2 separate regions of the Homo sapiens genome follow, and region 1 is linked to region 2. Evidence: chromatin loops called from intact Hi-C (ENCODE). Cell type or tissue: heart right ventricle. All regions are shown on one strand. Links, peaks and the distances in the headings refer to the core of each region. The heading gives the core; the rest is flanking DNA.

Evidence for each region. A loop is a pair of places that touch in the nucleus more often than their neighbours do. Peaks named below come from ENCODE experiments on the same cell type or tissue, not always from the same donor. Only the 100,000 strongest peaks of a DNase experiment are listed, where the experiment ranks them.
Region 1: a loop joins it to region 2, with 4 times the contacts of the local background. A loop is called at or near these places in 93 of 110 quality-filtered maps.

The regions. Positions count from the first base shown.
Region 1 is chr12:122,792,830-122,803,721 of GRCh38, forward strand. CCDC62 (coiled-coil domain containing 62) reads left to right here. Exons shown (of 13, transcript NM_201435.5): 7 at 4,478-4,566; 8 at 5,256-5,371; 9 at 8,295-9,023. Among named protein-coding and RNA genes, the nearest start is that of CCDC62, 24 kb to the left of the region's middle. RefSeq lists a silencer at 2,919-3,119. In heart right ventricle, for the core only: no CTCF peak of the experiment used is centred there; no DNase peak of the experiment used is centred there.
Region 2 is chr12:122,941,637-122,952,528 of GRCh38, forward strand. It overlaps ABCB9 (ATP binding cassette subfamily B member 9), which reads right to left. Exons shown (of 12, transcript NM_019625.4): 3 at 8,815-8,929; 4 at 8,152-8,282; 5 at 6,988-7,193; 6 at 4,389-4,586; 7 at 2,755-2,883. Among named protein-coding and RNA genes, the nearest start is that of ABCB9, 19 kb to the right of the region's middle. RefSeq lists enhancers at 3,535-4,344, 4,975-5,723, 5,246-5,515, 5,586-5,645. In heart right ventricle, for the core only: CTCF peaks have their summits at 5,221 and 6,071; DNase peaks (open chromatin) are centred at 5,365 and 5,965; H3K27ac peaks cover 2,824 bases.

The DNA of each region.
Region 1 (10,892 bases), core at 2,599-6,598, 150 kb before region 2:
TTTAACACCCTTTGTGGGACCGATGGTGGACCAAGCAGCGAGTGTTAATGCTGCCATCCCGTTCCCAGTCACTATTTCCTCTTCTGTAAAATGAGCTATTCTCCCTTCCAGCTTAAGCGTGTGACTCTGCTTCTTACTAAAAACATAACATAGATGCTCCTTGACTTACAGGGTTACATTCTGATAAACCCCTCGCAAGTCAAAAATGCATTTAATGAAGCCAACCCAGCCACCAGCATAGCTCAGCCTAGCCTGCCTTAAACATGCACAGAACACTCGCATTAGCCTGCATTTGGACGAAATCATCTCACACAAAGGCTGTTTTATAATAAATTGTTGAATATATCATGTAATTTACTGAAAGCGAAAAACAGAATGGTTGTATGGGTGCTCAGAGTAGGGGTTTTTTAATGAATGTGTACCCCTAGTAAAAGGGGGACTGAGGGTAGGTATCAGTAGACCAAAAAGTGTTCATATGATTTTCTCTTCGGAACTTTACCTCTAAATCAATGACTTTCCTAACACAAACCACTGAAAAGAAAGCCCAGTAGAATCATCTTGGCTGGCAGGGATGTCAACAAGCTCTCTATGTCAGTCATTCTCAGTTGGGAGTGGAGAAGTAGGCCTTCACCAGTGGAAACTCTGAGATACTGGGGGTAGGTAAGGAATATGGCAGGGAATGGAATGCAGTTTGTCTGTAAATTAATGGGAAAAAATTGAGGCTCATCACAGCCTCAAACTCCTGGACTCAAGGAATCCTCCCGCCTTGGCCTTCCTAGTAGCCTGGCTAAATTTTTAATTTTTTTGCAGAGAAGGGGTCTCACTATGTTGCCCAGGCTGGTCTCTAGCTCCTGGGATCAAGCGATCCCCTTGCCTCGGCCTCTCAAAATGCTGGGATTACAGGTGCGAGCCACCATGCCCGACCTAAGAAGTTTTAAGTGAAATGGAATTCTTAATTTTAATCTCTTGTGATTAAAGATCGGGGTGAAAGTGTGGTATTCTGCCACTAGAGGTCACTATTTTCACCATTTCTAGGATTGCTGCATCTGCAAGTAGTGATAACCCGTTAACGCTGCTAAAGATATCACATATTTGTAGCTTTACAGTTGCATTCAAACAGTCCTTGGACCAGCATTTGTACGCCAGGTGCCCTGCGATATGCTCAGAAGCTCACAGGCCCACAGAATTCACTACTATACAAATGCTATGCATAAAATGCTATGGGAGGTCAAAGGAAAGAACAAAGCTTAAAGGATACGTTAGTCTCTTTTCTTTTTGATTAATCACTTTTTACCCATGCACTCTACTATGTATTACTAAGTAAAATACATGGAATTTGTTAGCTAATATTATAATAAATCGATTTTGTGAAATATTTTTATCATATACTAAGCAGATTTCTTTACCCAGGCTGGAGTGCAGTGGTACAATCGCAGCTCACTGCAGCCTCAAACTCTGAGGCTCAAGTGATCCTCCCACCTCAGCCTCCCAGGTAGGTGGGACCACAGGCACATGCCATCACACATGCCTAATTTTTAAATTTTTTGTATGGATGAGGTTCCACTATGTTGCCCAGTCTGGTCTGGAACTGCTGGGCTCAAGAGATCCTCCTACCTCTGCCTCCCAAAGCCCCAAAGCGTTGGGATTACAGGCATGAGCCACCATGCCTGTCATCCTAAATTGATTCCTTAAACATCTTCTTAACTAAAGACAATCTCACACCATTGTCTGAAAACAATTTTTGTATGTTTTATTCTTCTTTTTCAAAATATAGACAATTGATAGATTTGCATGTTTCAATTATAAAAGTGAACAAAGCCTACAAAAGAATTTATTTATTTAGTAGAGACAGGGTCTTGCTCTGTTGCCCAGCCTGGAGTGCAGTGGTGCAATCATAGCTCACTGCAGCCTCGACTGTCTGGGTTCAAGTGATCCTGCCACCTCAGCCTCCTGAGTTGCTGGGACTACAGGCATGTGTCATCACACCTAGCTAATTTTATTTTATTTTATTTATTTTTAGTAGAGGCAGGGTCTCGCTATGTGGCCCAGGCTGCTGGTCTTGAACTCCTAGCCTCAGATAATCCTCCTGCCTTGGCCTCCCAAAGTACTAAGATTATAGGCATGAGCCATCGTGCTTGGCTTAAGCCCAAAAAAGAATTTTTAAAGGGCATAACATGATAATATGCCGTCAAGTGCTATGGCTAAATGTCACGATTTTTTTTGTTTTTGTTTTTTTTCGGAGATGGAGTCTTGGTCTGTCGCCTAGGCTGGAGTGTAGTGGTGCGATCTTGTCTCACTTCAACTTCCGCCTCCTGGGTTCAAGCAATTCTCATGCCTCAGCCTCCGGAGTAGCTGGGACTGCAGGCACACGTCACGACACCTGGCTAATTTTTTGTACTTTAGTAGAGACGTGGTTTCATTGTGTTGCCCAGGCTGGTCTCGAACTCTTGAGCTCAGACAATCCACCCGCCTCGGCCTCCCAAAGTGTTAGGATTACAGGTGTGAGCCACCGCACCCAGTCAGATGTTACCATGTTTTATTTGAAGTTGGAAGATGTCTTAAAGTTTTACTTTTAAGTTTAAAACTTGTAGAAAATGCAGTTCTTTTTTTTTTTGAGACGGAGTCTCGCTGTCGCCCAGGCTGGAGTGCAGTGGTGTGTTCGCGGCTCACTGCAAGCTCAGCCTCCTGGGTTCATGCCATTCTCCTGCCTCAGCCTCCCGAGTAGCTGGGACTACAGGCGCCCGCCACCATGCCCAGCTAATTTTTTGTATTTTTTAGTAGAGATGGGGTTTCACCGTGTTAGCCAGGATGGTCTTGATTTCCTGACCTCATGATCTGCCCACCTTGGCCTCCCAAAGTGCTGGGATTACAGGCGTGTTCTTTTACATAGGCTGAGGGACATGTTTTGCTTGTACATAACTAGGAGTAAGGAGTTTGCAAAGAGAACAATGATACTAGTTTACATTTCTGTGGGTCCTGACAGTCCTGTAGGTGAGCTCTTATAGACTGAGTGTCTGCCTCAGGTCTCCCAGGCGGTAAAAGGCAGAGTCTTGATCAGAATTCAGCAGGTTCCAGGCGTCTAAGTCCCTTCCCATTGTTTTAGCTTAGGCTGCTTGTTCAGGCAGATAGCAGCAGAGAGTTCCTTACCTCTGTTTTCTGTGGCCAACTTGTGAAAATAGTCAGACCCAATCCACTTTGATCTCTCAGCTAAACCCAGCCATGGAGAAAACTATCTGGACTAGGGAAACATTTATATTTACATTGGCATTGCCTCTTATGCAAAAGTAGATTATTCTGAAATCAGAGATTAAGGCAACATTCAAATATACATATATTTTTTTTTTCTTTGACCACCTGCCCTCCCCCACCGCCCCCCGACAACCCCACTGGCCAACATTCAGATATATTTAAAATTACTCTGAGGGCCAGGTAAAGTAGTTGGCTTTTGTTTAGGGACCATGCTGTATCCAAAACAAGTATTTATTTATTTTTTTTAAGAGACAGTGTCTTGCTGTGTTGACTCAGGCTGGTCTCAAACTCCTGGGCTCAAGCAATCTTCCCACCTCAGCCTCCAAAGTAGCTGGAAATATAACAAAACAGGTTTATTTAAACATTAGGAAATATAACAAAACAGGTTTATTTAAACCCTGCTTGGATGCTGTTAACATGAAAGGCATGTAGAATTGAGACCCACGGAGTCAGATGCACTACGGATATCACTTCCACTGTTAAAATGTCTCAGTTTTGGCCGGGCATGGTGGCTCATGCCTGTAATCCCAGCATTTTGGGAGGCTGAGGCGGGTAGATCACATGAGGCCAGGAGTTCGAGACCAACCTGGCTAACATGGTGAAACACAGGAGTTCAAGACCAGCTTGGGCAACATAGTGAGACCCCCATCTCTATTTTTAAAAATATTTTATCTTTTAAAATTTTTAAATAAATAATTGAAGTAATATGTATTAAGTATAGAGATTTGGAAATCATCCTTATTCTATCTCCCCACAAAAGGAAAGACAAATAATCCCTGAATCTACAAATCACTTCTTCTTTTTTTTTTTTTTTTTTTAAGACAAAGTCCTCACTTTGTCATCCAGGCTGGAGTGCAGTGGCGCAATCTCTGCTCACTGCAACTTCCACCTCCCAGGTTCAAATGATTTTCCTGCCTCAGCCTCCCAAGTAGCTGGACCACAGGCAGGCACCACCACACCCGGCTAAATTTGTATTTTTAGTAGAAATGGGGTTTCACCATGTTGGCCAGGCCAGTCTCGAACTCTTGACCTCAAGTGGTCTACCCACCTCAGCCTCCCAAAGTGCTGCAATTACAGGTGTGAGCCACTTCGTTCAGCCCATTCTGCTATTTTTAAGTACAGGAACAACAACAACAAAAATGTTAGCTGAGCATTAAATTGTTGGAAATGGAGAGGTTTGTGTGGCTATAGCTGATGAAAAATGTTAATAATACTTGTTCTTAAATAGTAGAGAGAGAAAAGAGGAAAGATGAATTGCTTAATATTGCGAAGTCAAAGCAAGAACGCACAAATTCAGAACTGCACAATCTGAGACAGGTATGTCCCCAATCATCCTTCTCTGTCACATAAGAAATGTTTGTAAACAAATAGCAAATTAGGAAAAATGTATGCCCGTCGATTTTGTTTAATTGGTGATTTGGAATCCTAACTACATTAGTTGTATATCATGTTTATTTATTTTTATTATTATTATTTTTTTGAGACGGAGTCTCGCACTGTCAACCGGGCTGGGGTGCAATGGCCTGATCTCGGCTCACTGCAACCTCCACCTCCTAGTTACAAGCGATCCTCCTGCCTCAGCCTCCCAAGTAGCTGGGATTACATGTGCCCACCACCACGCCCAGCCAATTTTTTGTATTTTTAGTAGAGACAGGGTTTTACTGTGTTGGCCAGGCTGGTCTCGAACTCCTGACCTCATGACCCGCCCACCTCAGCCTCCCAAAGTGCTGGGATTACAGGCGTGAACCAGCGCACCCAGCCTGTATATCATGTTTAGTATAGCAAATAGGTCTTGCTTGTGGTGATCAAAGGCTGGGAGCCCAGCTATCCTAGCAAATCTTAGTGCTAACAAAGGAAAATTAAAAGCAGACATATTTAGCATATTTCTCTAGTAACTATCTGACCTGTTTTAGGATTTGTGAACTGTTTCAGGGAAAGTGCCAAATTGTTGGTTCAGTTTAGTTTTGTTATTACATTTCATGTTGATTTGTCAATATCTATGACAGATTTATGTAAAACAACAGAGTGATCTGCAGTTTCTTAATTTCAATGTGGAAAATTCTCAGGAATTAATACAGATGTATGACTCAAAGATGGAGGAATCAAAGGCTCTGGACTCCAGGTAATCTTAGCAAGATGCAATTAATATGATCTTGTATTATATTCCATCAGCCAGTATTTACTGCGCACTTACTGTTGGCCAGTACTGACTACTATTCCCCATATGGTAGGAAATAAATGTGGCCGGGCACGGTGCCTCACACCTGTAATCCCAGCACTTTGGGAGGCCAAGGCAGGTGGGTCACCTGAGGTCAGGAGTTCGAGACCAGCCTGGCCAACATGGTGAAACCCCATCTCTACTAAAAATACAAACATTAGCCAGGCATAGTGGCTCATGCCTGTAGTCCCAGCTACTTGCAAGGCTGAGGCACGAGAATCGCTTGAACCTGGGAGGTGGAGGTTGCAGTGAGCCGAGATCACGCCACTGCACTCCAGCCTGGTAACAGAGCAAGATTCTGTTTCAAAATAAATAAATAAATAAAAATATAAAAATTAGCTGGGCGTGTTCGCGGGTATATGTAATCCCAGCTACTTGGGAGGCTGAGGCAGGAGAATCACTTGAACCCCGGAGGTGGAGGTTGCAGTGAGCCGAGATCGCGCCATTGCACTCCAGCCTGCGTGACAAGAGCCAAACTCCGTCTCAAAAAATAAATAAATAGGCCTGGCGCGGTGGCTCATGCCTGTAATCCCAGCACTTTGGGAGGCCGAGGCAGGTGGATCACGAGGTCAGGAGATCGAGACCATCCTGGCTAACACGGTGAAGCCCCATCTGTACTAAAAATACAAAAAAATTAGCCAGGCATGGTGGCAGGCGCCTGTAGTCCCAGCTATTCGGCAGGCTGAGGCAGGAGGATTGCTGGAACCCGGGAGGCAGAGGTTGCAGTGAGCTGAGATTGCGCCACTGCACTTCAGCCTGGGTGACAGAGTGAGACTCCGTATGAAAAATAAATAAATAAATAATAAATAAATACAATAAATGTGTGTGAGCTAATAATGATTGTCATAATCCTCAGTCGCAGGAAGACCCAATCTAAGAATTTTAGTCATGATCCTGATTTAGCCACTGGATAGAAGTAAATTTATTTAACCTGATTTTCCCTTCTGTTGTGTAGAAGGCTTTGAGCTAGAATAGACACTACAGAGATGAATCATTCATTCATCCATCCATCCATCCATCCGTCCATCCATCCATCCAGCATTCAGTGTTTGGACACTAGGCTAGGACTTGGGCACATGTAGGTATATAGGGCATGGCACTCGCCCAAAAGAAGTAATGCCAAGGAATGCATTGATTACTGAGTAGGAGCCCCACTCCACCGAGGGTGATCTGTGCCCTTAACTGGATTTTCCTGCTTGCCTTATTAATAGGAAACATCTTCCCATCCCCACAACAAGCAGTGTGGGAATTAAATTGGTTTTGGTAAAATTAAAATATAAACATATAAAGTGTGGTTTAATTTAACAGGCATATAACTGTACCACAGCTCAACTTAGTCTACTTTTCTAAGCCAAAATTTTACAAGAAGTCTTTGAAAGGGAGAGGGATTAGGGAAGCTCCCCATGGCTGTTTGGAACCATGGAGGCTGGACTGGGTTGCAGCAGCGACTTTCCCTGGGAGAATGGAGTTGAGAGCAGCAGGGCTTAGTAGCTGCAGCACTGCAGGGATCACCCCAGGCGTGTGGCGTGTGGCTGGGGCCGCCCTGCTTTCCGCTGCACTTGCTTCACTTTCCTTTGGGGCCCTCTGCGAGGGGTTGTGGCCTGTGGCTCTGGGTCCTAGCTGCTGCCGCTGCCACCAGACACCAGACTAACTCAGAGCTCTCTTGCAGGCAGAAGCCCCTTACATACTGGCTCTTTCTTCTTTTTCCTTTTTTTGAGATGGGGTCTTGCTCTGTTGCCCAGGCTGGCATGCAGTGGTGCAACCTCAGCTCACTGCAACCTCCACCTCCTGGGTTCAAGCGATCCTCTCACCTCAGCCTTCCAAGTAAGTAGCTGGGCCCACAGGCATGCGCCACCATGCCCGGCTACTTTTTTTTTTTTTTTTTTTTTTTTGTACATATGGGGTTTCGTCGTGTTGCGAAGGCTGTCTTTCTCCTTTTTGACCTTCATTGCCTCTAGGAGGTACTAGATGAGTTGAGGTTATTCCTTAAAAGCTAAAAATAGGCTGGACGCCATGGCTCACACCTGTAATTGCAGTGCTTTCGGAAGCTAAGGCAGGAGGATTGCTTGAGGCCAGGAGTTCAAGAGCAGCCTAGGCAACATAGCAAGACCCTGTCTCTATAAAAAAAAAATTTTTTTTTTTTTTTTGAGATGGAGTTTCACTCTTGTCACCCAGACTGGAGTGCCAATGGCGCGATCTCAGCTCACTGCAACCTCCACCTCCCAGGTTCAAGCAATTCTCTTGCCTCAGCCTCCCAAGTAGCTGGGAATACAGGCCTGCGCCACCACGCCCGGCTAATTTTTGTATATTTAGTAGATGGGGTTTCTCCATGTTGGTCAGGCTGGGTCTCGAACTCCTGACCTCAGGTGATCCACCCGCCTCAGCCTCCCAAAGTACCGGGATTACAGGCGTGAGCCACTGCACCCGGCCTCAAAAAAAATTTTTTTTAAGCATAAAATAGTTTATAGCATTATGGAAAGAGAGAGTTGTATTTCCTAAGATATCAGAATGATGCAGATTAGAATACCTGAATACAAGTGACATGAAAAATTTTAAAGGAAGATTTATTAAAAGGTTTTGTCACATTTCTGCAGTATTCTTTTTTTCTCATGTAGACAGTAAGTGCAATAAGAGGAGGATGGAAAAGGGAATGTGGGCTTTGTGGTCAGAAAGGATTCCTGGAGAAGGTCGGGCTGGAATTGGGCTCTGAGGTTCAGACAAACGAGTCTCATTGGGATTTAGCTCTACTGAGTTTTGGGTGAAATGTTTAGAATGATAGCATCAAGTATATCTTATAACCTCCATTTTTTTTCTAATGCCACCATAGCAGAGACATGTGTTTATCAGACCTTGAAAATAACCACCCAAAAGTCGATATTAAGAGGGAAAAAAATCAGAAGTCACTGTTTAAGGACCAGAAATTTGAAGCCATGTTGGTTCAGCAAAATAGGTCAGACAAGAGCTCTTGCGATGAATGCAAAGAGAAGAAACAACAGATCGATACTGTGTTTGGGGAGAAAAGTGTAATTACGCTGTCATCCATATTCACCAAAGACTTAGTAGAGAAACACAACCTCCCTTGGTCTCTGGGAGGAAAAACCCAGATTGAACCCGAAAACAAAATTACATTGTGCAAGATCCACACAAAATCACCAAAATGTCATGGCACTGGGGTTCAGAACGAAGGAAAACAACCCTCAGAAACACCCACTTTATCTGATGAGAAGCAGTGGCATGATGTCAGTGTTTACCTGGGCCTGACCAACTGTCCAAGTTCAAAACATCCAGAAAAGCTGGATGTAGAATGTCAAGATCAGATGGAAAGGTCCGAAATCTCATGCTGCCAGAAAAATGAAGCCTGTCTGGGCGAAAGTGGCATGTGTGACTCCAAGTGCTGCCACCCGAGTAACTTCATAATTGAAGCCCCAGGCCACATGTCTGACGTGGAGTGGATGAGTATTTTCAAGCCTTCCAAAATGCAGAGAATTGTCCGCCTCAAATCTGGGTGCACCTGTTCAGAAAGCATCTGTGGCACACAACATGACTCCCCGGCAAGGTGAGTAACGTTCACATCTGTAAACACCCACGGAGCATGCATGCCAGTATTTGGAAATACAAAGGGTGATGGAAGCCACGCCATACCTACTATTAATCCAAAAGGCATGTTTGCTAACAGAAATCTTCCTTAGGACCAATGGTTCCCTCTTTTCATCACAGCATGGACTGTTGAGTCTTTAATTATAGAGGCTCTATTAGGTTCCAGGGATGTGTTTATACTGAGGACGGCTTCTGAGGCAAAGGTTTTGTTTAAAAACAAAACCAGTTGTTATGACTTGGGCAGATATGCTTTATTAAAAAGCAAACGGGTGGATCGCTGCACAGAGTGGAACGCCACCCTAGAGCATTCCTCACCCCAGAAGCCATTCTGAACTGACACGCTGACCATTTCTGGTCCAGATGGCATTACCTAGACCCCATATAAAAATGTCTCTTGGTGCATTGTGGTGGCTCATGCCTGTAATTCTAGCACTTTGGGAGGCCAAGGCAGGAGGGTCACATGAGGCCAGGAGTTTGAGACCAGCATGGGCAATATAACGAGACCCTATCTCTACACTTTTTTTTTTTTTTTTTTTTGGAGATGGAGTCTAGCTTTGTCGCCCAGGCTGGAGTGCAGTGGCGCAGTCTTGGCTCACTGAAACCTCCGCCTCCTGGGTTCAAGCCATTCTCCTGCCTCAGCCTCCCAAGTAGCTGGGATTAAAGGCACACACCACCATGCCCAGCTAATTTTTATAAGTTTTGTAAAGATGGGGTCTCACCATATTGGCCAGGCTGGTCTTGAACTCCTGACTTCCAGTGGTCCACCCACCTTGGCCTCCCAAATTGCTGTGATTACAGGCATGAGCCACCACACTTGGCCTCTACACATTTTTAAAAAATTGTTTTTAAGTTAGCTGGGCATGGTGGTGTACACCTGTAGTCCCAGTACTTGGGAGGCTGAGGCAGGAGGACCACTTGAGTCCAGGAATTTGAGACTAGCCTGGTTAACATAGTGAGGCTCCATCTCTACAAAAAAAATTTTTTAATTTGCTGGGCATGGGTGGCAAACACGTGTAGTCCAAGCTACTTGGGAGGCTGAGGTGGGAGGATCACTTGAACTCAGGAGTTTGAGACTGCAGTGAGCTATGATGGTGCCACTGCACTCCAGCCTGGGCAACAAAGTGAGACTCTATTTCAAAAACATTTGTCATGGCTCTTTTTTTAAAAATTGAGATGAGGTGACACGATATTGCCCAGGCTGGTCTCGAACTCCTGGGCTTAAGCAATCTTTTCACCTGTGGGGATTACAGGTGTGAGCCACCGCATCCAGCATCTCTCAGCTCTTATCCAGGGTCACTTAGTATATTTACATATCCGACCGTGCCTGCCTTTGTGTTCATTCATTTCATATCTGTTTGAGACTTTACATTGCCCAGACTTTCTTAATTTTTGAAAATCATTCAGGAAAGAGGATACTTGTATTTAACAAGCTGGTAAGTTATTGGTTTTTTTAAGAGAAGAAAATTTAAGAGAATAAGGCATATGCTGCCTTATTCAGGCTTGTCTTATTGTTGGAATAGCTGAATCTTGTGTGTGAGTGTCGTCATAATAATGTCTGCTATTTTAAAATAAAGCATAGCTCTTTAATCTTAAATTACAGAAAGGATGAAGTTTCTATATTGAGAGGCGTATTTTAATCATTACATTGGCTTTTATAGGACTTTATGATTAAAGTTTATTTCTAGTGCTTAATTATTTGGAGTATCCTTTGGCTCTTTAATTGTATTTTGTTTATTTATTTCCTTTGGCCCTTTTAGAAACTTGAATTGTTTAAAAGTCATGCAGATAGTCATTCTGCCAGTTGCAAATTATTTTAAAAAGTCGGTCA
Region 2 (10,892 bases), core at 3,546-7,545:
TGTGTACTATAAATAAATATATTCTCCTTGGGTAAAAATACATAGAATATGAATGTAAATCATAATAACGGCCCATTTTCTTAAGTATTCTCTATTTATTTTTTTTGAGAGGAGGGTCTCACTCTGTTACCCAGGCTGGAGTGCAGTGGTGTGATCTTGCTCACTGCAACTTCTGCCTCCCGGGTTCAAGCAATTCTCCAACCTCAGACTCCTGAGTAGCTGGGACCACAGGCATGAGCCACTACTAAGCCCAGTTAATTTTTTGTATTTTCAGTAGAAATGGGGTTGCACCATGTTGCCCAGGCTGGTCTCGAACTTCTGAGCTCAAGGAATCCGCCTGCCTCAGCCTCCCAAAGTGCTGGGATTACAGGTGTGGGCCACTGCGTCCGGCCAAGCATGCTCTGTATGTTAGGAGGTAGGTTCTAACATTATCTCCTTTTTTACTGATGAGGAATCTCAGGCACAGAGGGCTCAAGTAACTTGGCCCAGGTCACAGAGCCTAGAAGTGGCAGAGCCAGGATTTGAATCCAGGCCCATCTGTCTCCTGAGTTCAGGCTCTTAGGTGCTGAATGTCCTCATTGGTGATAAGGGGGTGATATCGGCATCTGTGTCCTGTTACTGTGAAGACAACAGCAACAGCCGGTAGTAAACACCTAAAACCCCAGAGCTGGCCGGGCACAGTGGCTCACACCTGTAATCCCAGCACTTTGGGAGGCGGAGGCAGGCGGATCATTTGAGGTCAGAAGTTCGAGATCAGCCTGGCCAACATGGTGCAACCCCATTTCTACTGAAAATACAATTTTGTACTAAATTTTGTACTAAAAGTACAAAAATTAGCTGGGCATGGTGGTGCATGCCTGTAGTCCCAGCTACTGGGGAGGATGAGGCAGGAGAATAGCTTGAACCCGGGAGGCAGGGGTTGCGGTGAGCCAAGATTGCACCACTGTACTCCAGCCTGGGCGACAGAGCAAGACTCCATCTCAAAAAAAAAAAAAAAAAAAACCTAAAAAGAAAAACATTAGCTGGGTGTGGTGGCATGTGACTGTAACCCCAGCTACTCAAGTGGCTAAGGTGGGAAGATCACTTGAGTCCAGGAGGTCAAGGCTGCAGTGAGTCATGAAAGCACCACTGCACCCCAGCCTGGGTGACAATGTGAGACTGTCTCAAATAGTAATGATAATAAATAAACAACACTGCACTGAACATCTCTGGACATACATCTTCGCCCACTGCTGTGAGTACTCTTGAAGCATGGATTCCTAGGGGCAGATTTACTGCTGAGTCAAATAATATGGCAGGTGTGATTCTCCAGCAGATGCAATGGCCTGAGTAGCAGATGCTAGGAACACCCCACCAACATCCTTGAGCCTTTGTCAGCGCAGCACACAAAGGCCCAATCTCTTACTGCCTGCGGGCTGCGGGCTTTTTTGTGGGAGCGAGGCAGACAAGAGAATTAACACCCTCACTCCAGGCTGACCTTGAGCAATGGCTGATGGCAGCTTGGGTGTAAACACCCCAGCTCCCTGGCCCTCAGATGGGATGACTCTGGTGCTGGTGTCCTACCCTGTCCGCTAGAAGGATCCCACCTCAGTTGCCCACACTGGTAACTGGCTCCACAACTCACTCTGCTGACTTCCTTCCTTCCACGTCTCACTTTCCACTCCCACCCCCGTTTCCTGAGATCACCTCCCAAACAAATCCGTTGCACGCCAATTCTGTCTCAGGATCTGCTTGTGCGGAAACCAAAATCAAGACAATCTAAAACACCCTTGCATTTCCGAGGCACTACGCTGGAAGTAGGCTGGGAGGAAGTCAGGCCCGGCTGGCCCTGAGCCCCGTTCCCGAGCAAATGTGATGGACGAGTCACTCCACCGCTCAGGTTCAGTTTTCTTTTCATCACTTCAATTTCTCACAGAGCTGTTAAGACCATTTTCTGAAATCACCTCTGTCCCTAAAGGGTGTTGCTGTCACTTGTTGGTAGTATTATCATTCTTTCTTTCTTTTTTTTTTGAGATGGAGTTTCGCTTTGGTTGCCCAGGCTGGAGTGCAGTGGCGCGATCTTGGCTCACTGTAACCTCTGCCTCCCGGGTTCAAGCGATTCTCCTGCCTCGGCCTCCTGAGGTGTGAGCCACCGCACCTGGCCCTTTCTTTCTTTTTGAGACACGGTCTCTCTCTGTCGTCCAGCCTGGAGTGCAGTGGCGTGATCACGGCTCACTGCGGCCTTGACCTCCCAGGCTCAAGCGATTCTCTAGCCTCAGCCTCCTGAGGACCTGGGATTACAGGCACATGCCACCATACTCGGCTTGCCTATTTATTTATCAAGACGGAGTCTCGCTCTGTCACCCAGGCTGGAGTACAGTGGTGCGATCTCAGCTCACTGCAACCTCTGCCTCCAGGGTTCAAGCAATTCTCCTCTCAAGTAGCTGGGATTACAGGTACCCACCAACACGCTTGGCTAATTTTTGTGTTTTCAGTAGAGATGGGGTTTCACCATGTTGGCCAGGCTGGTCTCGAACTCCTGACCTCAAGTGATCCACCCGCCTCCGCCTCCCAAAGTTCTGGGATTATAGGCGTGAGCCACCACGCCCTGCCTAGTATTATCATTCTTGATATGATCATGCTGTCTCCCCTACTTACCTTAGAGAGAAATACCACATTGTCAGAGTCCCTGGAGCCCCGCCCCCACCCTGTTAAGATCCCTCTTCCCCAAACTCCTCCCTTCTCTCTGGATCCCCGGACACACTGGCCTCTCACCTCCATACAATCTCCCAGGACAAACTCGTAGATGATGAAGGCGATGAGGTTGCCGCTGGTCATCTGGCCTGAGATGACAAGGTGGCCCCCGTAGTAGAGGATGCTGACCTGGACCACCAGCAGTGTGAGCTGGGGCAGAGGGAGAGGGGATGTGGGTCGAGGGGACCTTAGATCCCCCACCATCCCCATTCCCTGACCCATCCCAGGCTGCAGGGGGAGGTGAGGGCAGACCCAGCCACAAACTGAAATGCCGGCCGTTGGCAGGGGTGTCTTCCAAGGCTTGTCACTCATGCCTTCCCCTGCCCCGAGCATTTCCCTACAGAGGCCTCCAGCTGGAGCAGGCTGTGGGCTTGGCCACAGAACAAGGCTTTCTTTGTGAGGTCCTGGCACACACATGCCACCCCCAGGCTCCTCAGCTTGGCCACCTGGGAACTATTCGTCCTCCTCATGGGGAAGAGCATGACTCAGAGAGGGCAAGTGCCCTGGCTAAGGTCACACAGTGAGCTCTCTGTCTCCTCCCCCAGTGGGGTTCCGTGAAGAAGGGGCTGTGATGGGAGCGCCCATGCCTTCCTCCTGTGCCTGGGGGGCATCTGGGAAGGGAGTGGAGTCTGAGTACCCATGGCAGCCCACACCCTAGTCAGGGACTCCATCTGTCCTCCTCATGCCCAGCCAGAACTAGGCTGCTGTCTGGACCACCGTGCCTTGGTGGAAGCTGCAAAGGCACCCCCTGCCAGCAGACGGATTGCTAAGAGGCTCAGCTAGCTGAGCTGGACCTTAGCCCCTCCTCTCCTCCTTGGCTGATACTTTTGGGAGGTGGCAGCACCAGGAAGTCCCAGATATCCTCTTTCCCCTGGCTCCCCTGTAGACCACCAGCTCCCTCCTCCCTCTCACTCCAAACCCTCCTCATTCCTCCGCAGCTATGCCCTGACCTGCCCACCTCCCATGTGTGTCCAGTGTAGCAGTGACATGATCCAAGTGCTCCCCATCCTCCAAGGAGAGGCTGTGACGCACTCCCGGGAGTGTGCCAGACACTGTCGGGAGTGTGTGTGGCTGTGACATGAGACCTGCCCGAAAGTGGCCTAGGGACCTGCTGACTCCCCACCTCAGCAAGGATGTTTCCCCAGCTGGGAAAAGAAAGCTCCCACCCTGCCACCCCACGTCAGGTGACTGGGAGAGGGGCAGCCTTGCTTCTGGGAAAGATTCTCAGCAGGGCGCGGTGGCTCACGCCTGTAATCCCAGCACTTTGGGAGGCTGATGCGGGTGGATCACCTGAGCTCAGGAGTTCGAGACCAGCCTGGCCAAGATAGTGAAACCCCGTCTCTACCAAAAATACAAAAATTAGCCAGGCATGGTGGCGGGCGCCTGTGGTCCCAGCTATGCAGGAGGCTGAGGCAGGAGAATCGCTTGAACCCAGGAGGCGGAGGTTGCAGTGAGCTGAGATGGTGCCACTGCACTCCAGCCTGGGTGACAGAGTGAGGCTCTGTCTCAAAAAAAAAAAAAAAAAAAAAGAAAGACAGACAGATTCTCCACCAGCTTGACACCAACATGCAGGACTGATGTCCTAGATCGAGGGCTTCCCCCATCTTTGCATCCCATCCCTCCACAGCCAGAGCTGCCTGGCCAGGGGCACGTACCCCGCTGCCCCAGACGTAGTACATGTAGGCAGCTGCCTCCTTCCTGTTCAGCTTGTACACCTGCTGCAGCTTCCGCAGGTACACCTCTGCCTCCTCCTCCTCATTGGCGAAGCTCCGGACAGTCTTCATGGCACTGATGGTCTCCTCCGCCGTGTTGCTCGCTCTGGCCAGGGCATTCTGGACCTCTTTGGAGAGCCTCTATGGACAGGAGGGGGACAAGAAGGAGAAGACCCCAAAACAGCCTCACTATGTACTGGAGCCCCCAGGCCTCTCTGGGTTTTTCCACCCTTCGCTGGCACCAGCTATATGCAAGAGGTTCCTAGGACAAAAAGACAAGATCTAGCCCTTTCTCCCCCATCCCCTTCTGGCTCAATTTGACACACTCAGGTAGTCAACTCCAGAGAGGCTCTTGGGGCAATGGTTTCAGCTCCTGAAGGATAGGGCACGGTGCTGATCGTTAAGTCATCCCCAGTATTCAAAAGAGGCTATTCATGACTGGACAGTTTTTGGTAATCCTTTCAGAAAAGGGGCCTCAACACCTGACCCTGTGCTGGAAGAGCAGGGGATGCCTTGGACGGTTGTTCAGGTTGTACACTATTTAAGAAACACCAACTATTAAAGGGGCACCATTTACATCATCAACATAAATTATGTTAGAGCCTGAGGGTTGATAAAGAGATTCCAGAACTCCCAGCCAAGTTCTACATGGTGGCAGGGGCCATGGGTTGTGAAATCTGCCCACACCATGTGCATGTCACCACAGGCAGAGCTGAAAAGTGGTCCCAAGTGTGCGGCCATCAGGCTGCTGTTCACCAGAGTCCTGGAAGAGGCCCCTGGGTGGAGCTGTTCACACTTTGCAGGAGTCACTATGCTGATTCTCAAGCCAGCCAGGAAGGCTGCCTGAGAGTCCAGGACAGGAGCATGCACTGGCATGTCCCATGACCATGTGTCACGCCCCAGCCGCAGGAAGCATGCAGGGTGCCTGAGTCATGTTTGGCCATGGGCGGTGTGTGTGGTTTGTGGAGATGACTCGCTGGCTACACACAACACATTCAGGCATGGGGTGGAAAACCCAAACAGAGCCTTCCTGAGGCCTCCCTTAGCTGAACTAAAAGGCAGGGCCTGCAGTGCACACAGAGGTGGGGGCTGAGGGGGAGCTCCAGGGTTTCTTGCTCCATCCCAGGGGCTGGTGGGAAGGCCGGAAGCAAGGGGTGGGGAGCAGCGTGCCAGAAATGGCTCAGACTCTAAAGAATAGATTTACTTTCTCATCTCAGTGAGGACGGTGGGGAGGCTCGTGACCAGGAACTTCGGGAAGAGGTCCTACCTGTGTGGCTGGAGAAGACTGTGGGGAGTGGCCTCACCGGGGGCTGGGTGGGAGATGGCTTCCTTTGCTACCCTGGTCTCAGGTCACCAACACCAAAGGCTCCAATGGAGCTGCGACAATGACTTACCCGGCACCACCTGGAGGCCGTCATGCATCCAAGCCCCTGCTCTAGAAGTACCCCACGTGGGCCTGGGTGACTGTGAGGGGGTTGCCTGTACCTGTCACAGGGTCACAGCCCTGCCTGTCTGAACCCAGCCTGTCTGTCCCTTAGGGCTCGGGGGCACCCGCCCATTCAGGAAGCAGGAGGAGGGTGAGGTCAAACCTGGCTCACGGCCCTAGCTCGGAAGCAGAAGCAGTGCCGTGGGGTGGCCAGAGGGGACAGCAGCCTGCCCATGATGGCATCACAGCGGGCCCGCGATGGCATCACAGCGGGCCCGCACCACCCCCACATACACACCAGGCACGTTCCAACCCAGGGCCTTTTCACTGGCTGTGCCCTCTGCTCAGCACATACCTCCCAAGATGCCCGCCTCCTTCAGACCCTTATTCAGATGTCCCCTTCTCAGCAAGACCTATTTAACTTGTATTTATTCATTCATTTTAGAGACAGGGTCTTGCTGTGTCACCCAGGCTAGAGTATAGTGGCACGATCATTGCTCACTACAGCCTCGACCTCCTGGGCTCAGGCGATCCTCCACCTCAGCATCCCAGGTAGCTGGGACCACAGGCATGCGCCACCAAGCCCAGCTAACTAAAAAAAATTTTTTTTTGTAGAGATGGGGTCTTGCTATATTGTCCAATCTTGTCTCGAACTCCTAGGCTCAAGTGGTCCTCCTGCCTGTGCCTCCCAAAGTTCTGGGATTACAGGCATGAGCCACCGGGCCCAGCCAGTAAATCCAATTTAAAATTGCAGCTACACCCAATGCTCCCAATCCCTCTGCTCACTTCATGTTTCTCCTTAGCACTGACCATCTTTTACTGTATTGTGGATTCTCATTCTTTATGCTGTTGGTACCTAGTATCTGTCTCTGACACTAGATACAAGTTCCAGGAAGGCAGGGGCCTTGTCTTTTTCACTGATGTATCCCAGTGCCTGGGACATAGCAGGTGGTCAATAATTATTTATTGAATGAGCGAAGAAATGAATGAATGAATGCAAACACAGCCTCAAGACCTGTCCTTCACTAGCCCTTAGTGGCCCCCTGAGCCCCTCCTAAGGGGATGTTTGGGGGCTGCCAGGGTGCACAGTCCCCAGCAGAGACAGGGCAGGCCTACCTTGTAGTACTTGCCGTAGATGTTGGACACCATCATGATGATGGGGAAGCCCATGAAGGTGACCAAGGAGAGCTGCCATGAGAGGCTGAACATGAAGACCACCACGCCCGTGACCTTGACTGTGTTCCGCAGGAAGACATTGATGTTCTGGGAGACCAGGTCGCTGACCATGGTGGTGTCCGAGGTCAGGCGGGAGATGAGGTCCCCTGGAACACACGCGGCTCAGCTCTCACCACAGCAACCCGGGCCTTGGGGGTGGCGGTGGGGGATGCTAAGGGGCCTCTGAGACAGACACTGGGAAGCCGGGCCTCCCTACCTGTGGGCGGGGTTGGGGGGTGGGGGAGAAGAGCAGATACCCCTCGAGGGCTACTCTGAGCCAATCCCAGTCATCAGCATCTTGCTTAAGCTTCATGACATCCCGCTGTACAGCGGAGGAGGCTGGGGCTCAGAACAGGAAGGCCCCCGTAGAGTCACACAGCCTGTCCGTGACTGAGCCAGACTTCAAACCCATGTCTCCTCCCTGTCACTGGCAGAGGGGGTAACTCCTCTTCCCTTCTAGGGAAATAACAACCTGGCTGGTGGCGGGCAGGAAAGCGCAGACACTTCTTACCTAAGTTGGACATTGTGCTAAGAGCTGTGTAAGGACCCCATGGGGTGGCTACTATCCGTGTTCCCATTTTACAGACAAGAAAACAGAGGATCAGAGAGGTGAAGTTCGTGAGTGGAGGAACCAGGGCTTCGACCCAGGCCGGTGTCTCTCAGAGCTTGGATCTTGGTGGATATTCTATCGTCTTCCCCGTTGTGGCCCCTGGCCCTCACCTGCTGACCCCCATGGGAGCAGGGTCTCTGTCGGCCACAGGCGTGGGTAGTCCTGGACCTGGTGGTTTCCATGGGGCAATGGAAAGCAAGGCCTTGGCTCCTGCAGGGACCTCGGGTGGCCTGGCCTGGGCCCCACAGAGGCCGCAGCCCACACCAAAACCTCAGTGAGCAAGCCAGCTCCCAGGACACAGGCCAAGCCCAGGGTGTTCCCAGCCTGAACTAACAGCAGGAGGAGAAGACAGAGGGCTGAGACCACCCACACGCCCATTTCATTCCTCAGTGCCAGGCAAGCCCACAGGGGTGGGGCCCAGCCCCCAGGACACCTAGGGCACTGGAAGGACCAACCTGTGCGGTTCTCATCAAAGAAGCTTGTCTCCTGGGACACCAGTGAGCGGAAGAGACAGTTTCGAAGGCGAATGTTCAGTCTGGCAAATATGAGGGTAAAAATGCCGCCCCGAATACCTGCGGCAAATGAGCTAATTGCAGATAAGAGATATTATAGCACGATGTCCTTCCAGACCAGTGACCACACCCGGCTGCCCCCTCCCGCTGCCGGCAGGCCTGGGAGCCCCACCGCAGCCCCACTCCAGGGCTGGCATCCCTGCGGGGTCCCCCTCATTCCCAGTGGGAGCCCCCCTCAAGGTGAGGGCAAAGGGGACAGTTGTGGGACAAGAGACCCAAATGTGCCAGCCAGACCCTCTTCCTTCCAGAACAGCTCAGACAAAGCCGGTTCTGTTTGGGACCAGATTCCTACTTGGAAAACAGCCAGGGAGGGTGAGCAGGGAACCCTGAGGACTGAAGCCCTTTTCAGGGACCAGAGGGTGTGGTTCTAGGGTGCTCTAAGACAGTGTGGAAGCCGGTTCCCAGGGTGACCAGCTGAGGGACAGGCCCACCAGGGGCATTTCCAGGGCCTCCCTGGCCCCTGTCTTCCTTAGGAACAGGCCCTCCCTTCCCTCCCTGGTGCAGGTCGGGGTGTGCGGGGCAGGGCGTGGGGGTTGAGCCAGCTACCTGCCAATGGCCAGCAGGCACACGATGACGACAGCCGTGCTGAACTGATCCATGCTTTTCTGGATGACGATGCCATCAATGGCGCGGCCCGTGTAGTAGGGCAGGAAGGTCTCTCCTGGGGGAGGCAGGGCAGCCTCAGGGACGTCTGCAGCCAGGGGAACCCGCACCCTTCCTCCTGAGGCTCCAGAAGTCCACACACCAACCCCTCTGCCCACTCCACCGGTGGGCTTTCCTCCCTCGGCAAACTCTTGCTGCCCATCGTGGGGCCCCAGGGTGCTTAATGCCCCCCTCCTCAGAGAACAGGGGAGCACTGGGCCTTGCATCCACACAGCCTGCTGGTTCTTCTTTATTTATAGTGGCTACCAGGCATCGAGCCAGGGCTCCTGCAGGATGCTTCATTCTCTTGTTTTTTGAGACAGGGTCTCGCTGTGTCCCCCGGGCTGGAGTGCAGTGGTGTAATCATAGCTCACTGCAGCATCAAACTCCTGGGCTCAGGTGATCCTCCTGTCTCAGCCTCCTGAGTAGGGAATACAGGCATGTGCCACCATGCCAGGCTAATTTTTTTTTTTTTTTTTTTGTAGAGACAGGGGTCTCACTATGTGGCCCAAGCTGGTCTCAACCTCCTGGGTTGAAGCAATCCTCCTACCTTGGCCTCCCAAAGTACTGGGATTATAGGTATGAGCCACCGCTCCTGAACTTTGTTTCATTCCCTTTGGAGCAGGCCCTGGAATCACCCCCATTTTACAAATGAGAAAAATTAATTTGTTTTTCTTTTTCTAAAATATTTTCCTTTTTTTTTTTTTTTTTAACTTTTTGAGACAGGGTTTCACTCCTGTCGCCCAGGCTGGAGTGCAGCCTCAACCTCCTGGGCTCAGTGGATCTTCCCACCTCAGACTCCTGAGTAGCCGGGACTACAGGCACACGCCACCAGGCCTAGCTAATTTTTTGTATTTTTTTGTAGAGACGAGGTTTCGCTAGGTTGCCCAGGCTGGTCTCTAACTCCTGGGCTCAAGCGATCCACCCACCTCAGCTTCCCAAAGTGCTGGGGTTACAGGCCTGAGTCACAGCGTCCGGCTGAAAGTGAAGTTGAATGAGATGACTCGTCCAGGCCACATGGCAATCAGTGGCTGATTGACGCCAAAGTTGATTTCATTCTTCTCAATGGGTTCAGAGTCCAAATTCTGGAACCTCAGAAGACGTTGCTATTCTGGTTCCAAGCAATGCTGGAAATTGCCACCCCACCCCTCCTGGTGGGGCACTTGACACCTTGCTGGGTGCTTTCTTACCCGCTTGCCTTACTGTGTTTTCACAACAATCCTGGGGTGGAATGGGAGACTCACAGAGGCTGAGGAATTTACTCCAGGTCACACAGCAAGGGGAAAGGCTGGGACTCAAACCTAAACTGGCTTTCAACCTGGGGGCTCTTTCTTTTCCCTTCCTCCTGTGGTCTGAATGCATCTCCCAAAATTTACATATTGAAACATAATCGCCAATGTGATAGGGCAGAGCTCTCCAGGATGGGATGAGGGCCCTTTTCAAAGGGCTTGTAAGCCTGGTTTGCCATCTCTCGCCCTTCCACCTTCTGCAGCGTGAGGACACAGCAGTCTTCCCCTCCAGAGGACACAGCAAGGAGGGACCATCTTGGAAGCAGAGAGTGGCCCTCACGACACCAAACCTGCTGGCACCTTGATCTGGGACTTCCCAGCCTCTAGAACAGTACGAAATCAGTTTCTATGGTTTCTAAATGACCCAGTCTGTGGTATTTTGTTACAGCAGCAGAAATGAGACTCCCCCGACAATAATCCGGAATGTCCACTCTCCTCTTAAGGAAATAGTGGCATCACCAGGCCAGGCCAGGCCCTTGTTCATCCCAGGACCTGTTTCCACTGAAGTTCTTTCCATGAGCAGAGCCAGGTTTGGGGCTGGGCATACAGTAGGTGCTCAATAAAGGTCAGTGAATGAACCCCGGGCAGGTCTGGCTAGCACAGTCTGGCCTGGCTCAGACACTTGGGTAGTGAGACTTTCTGTGCAGTTCTGGTGCCCTCTGCTGGGACCATGAGGTGGCAGCCTAGAGGGCC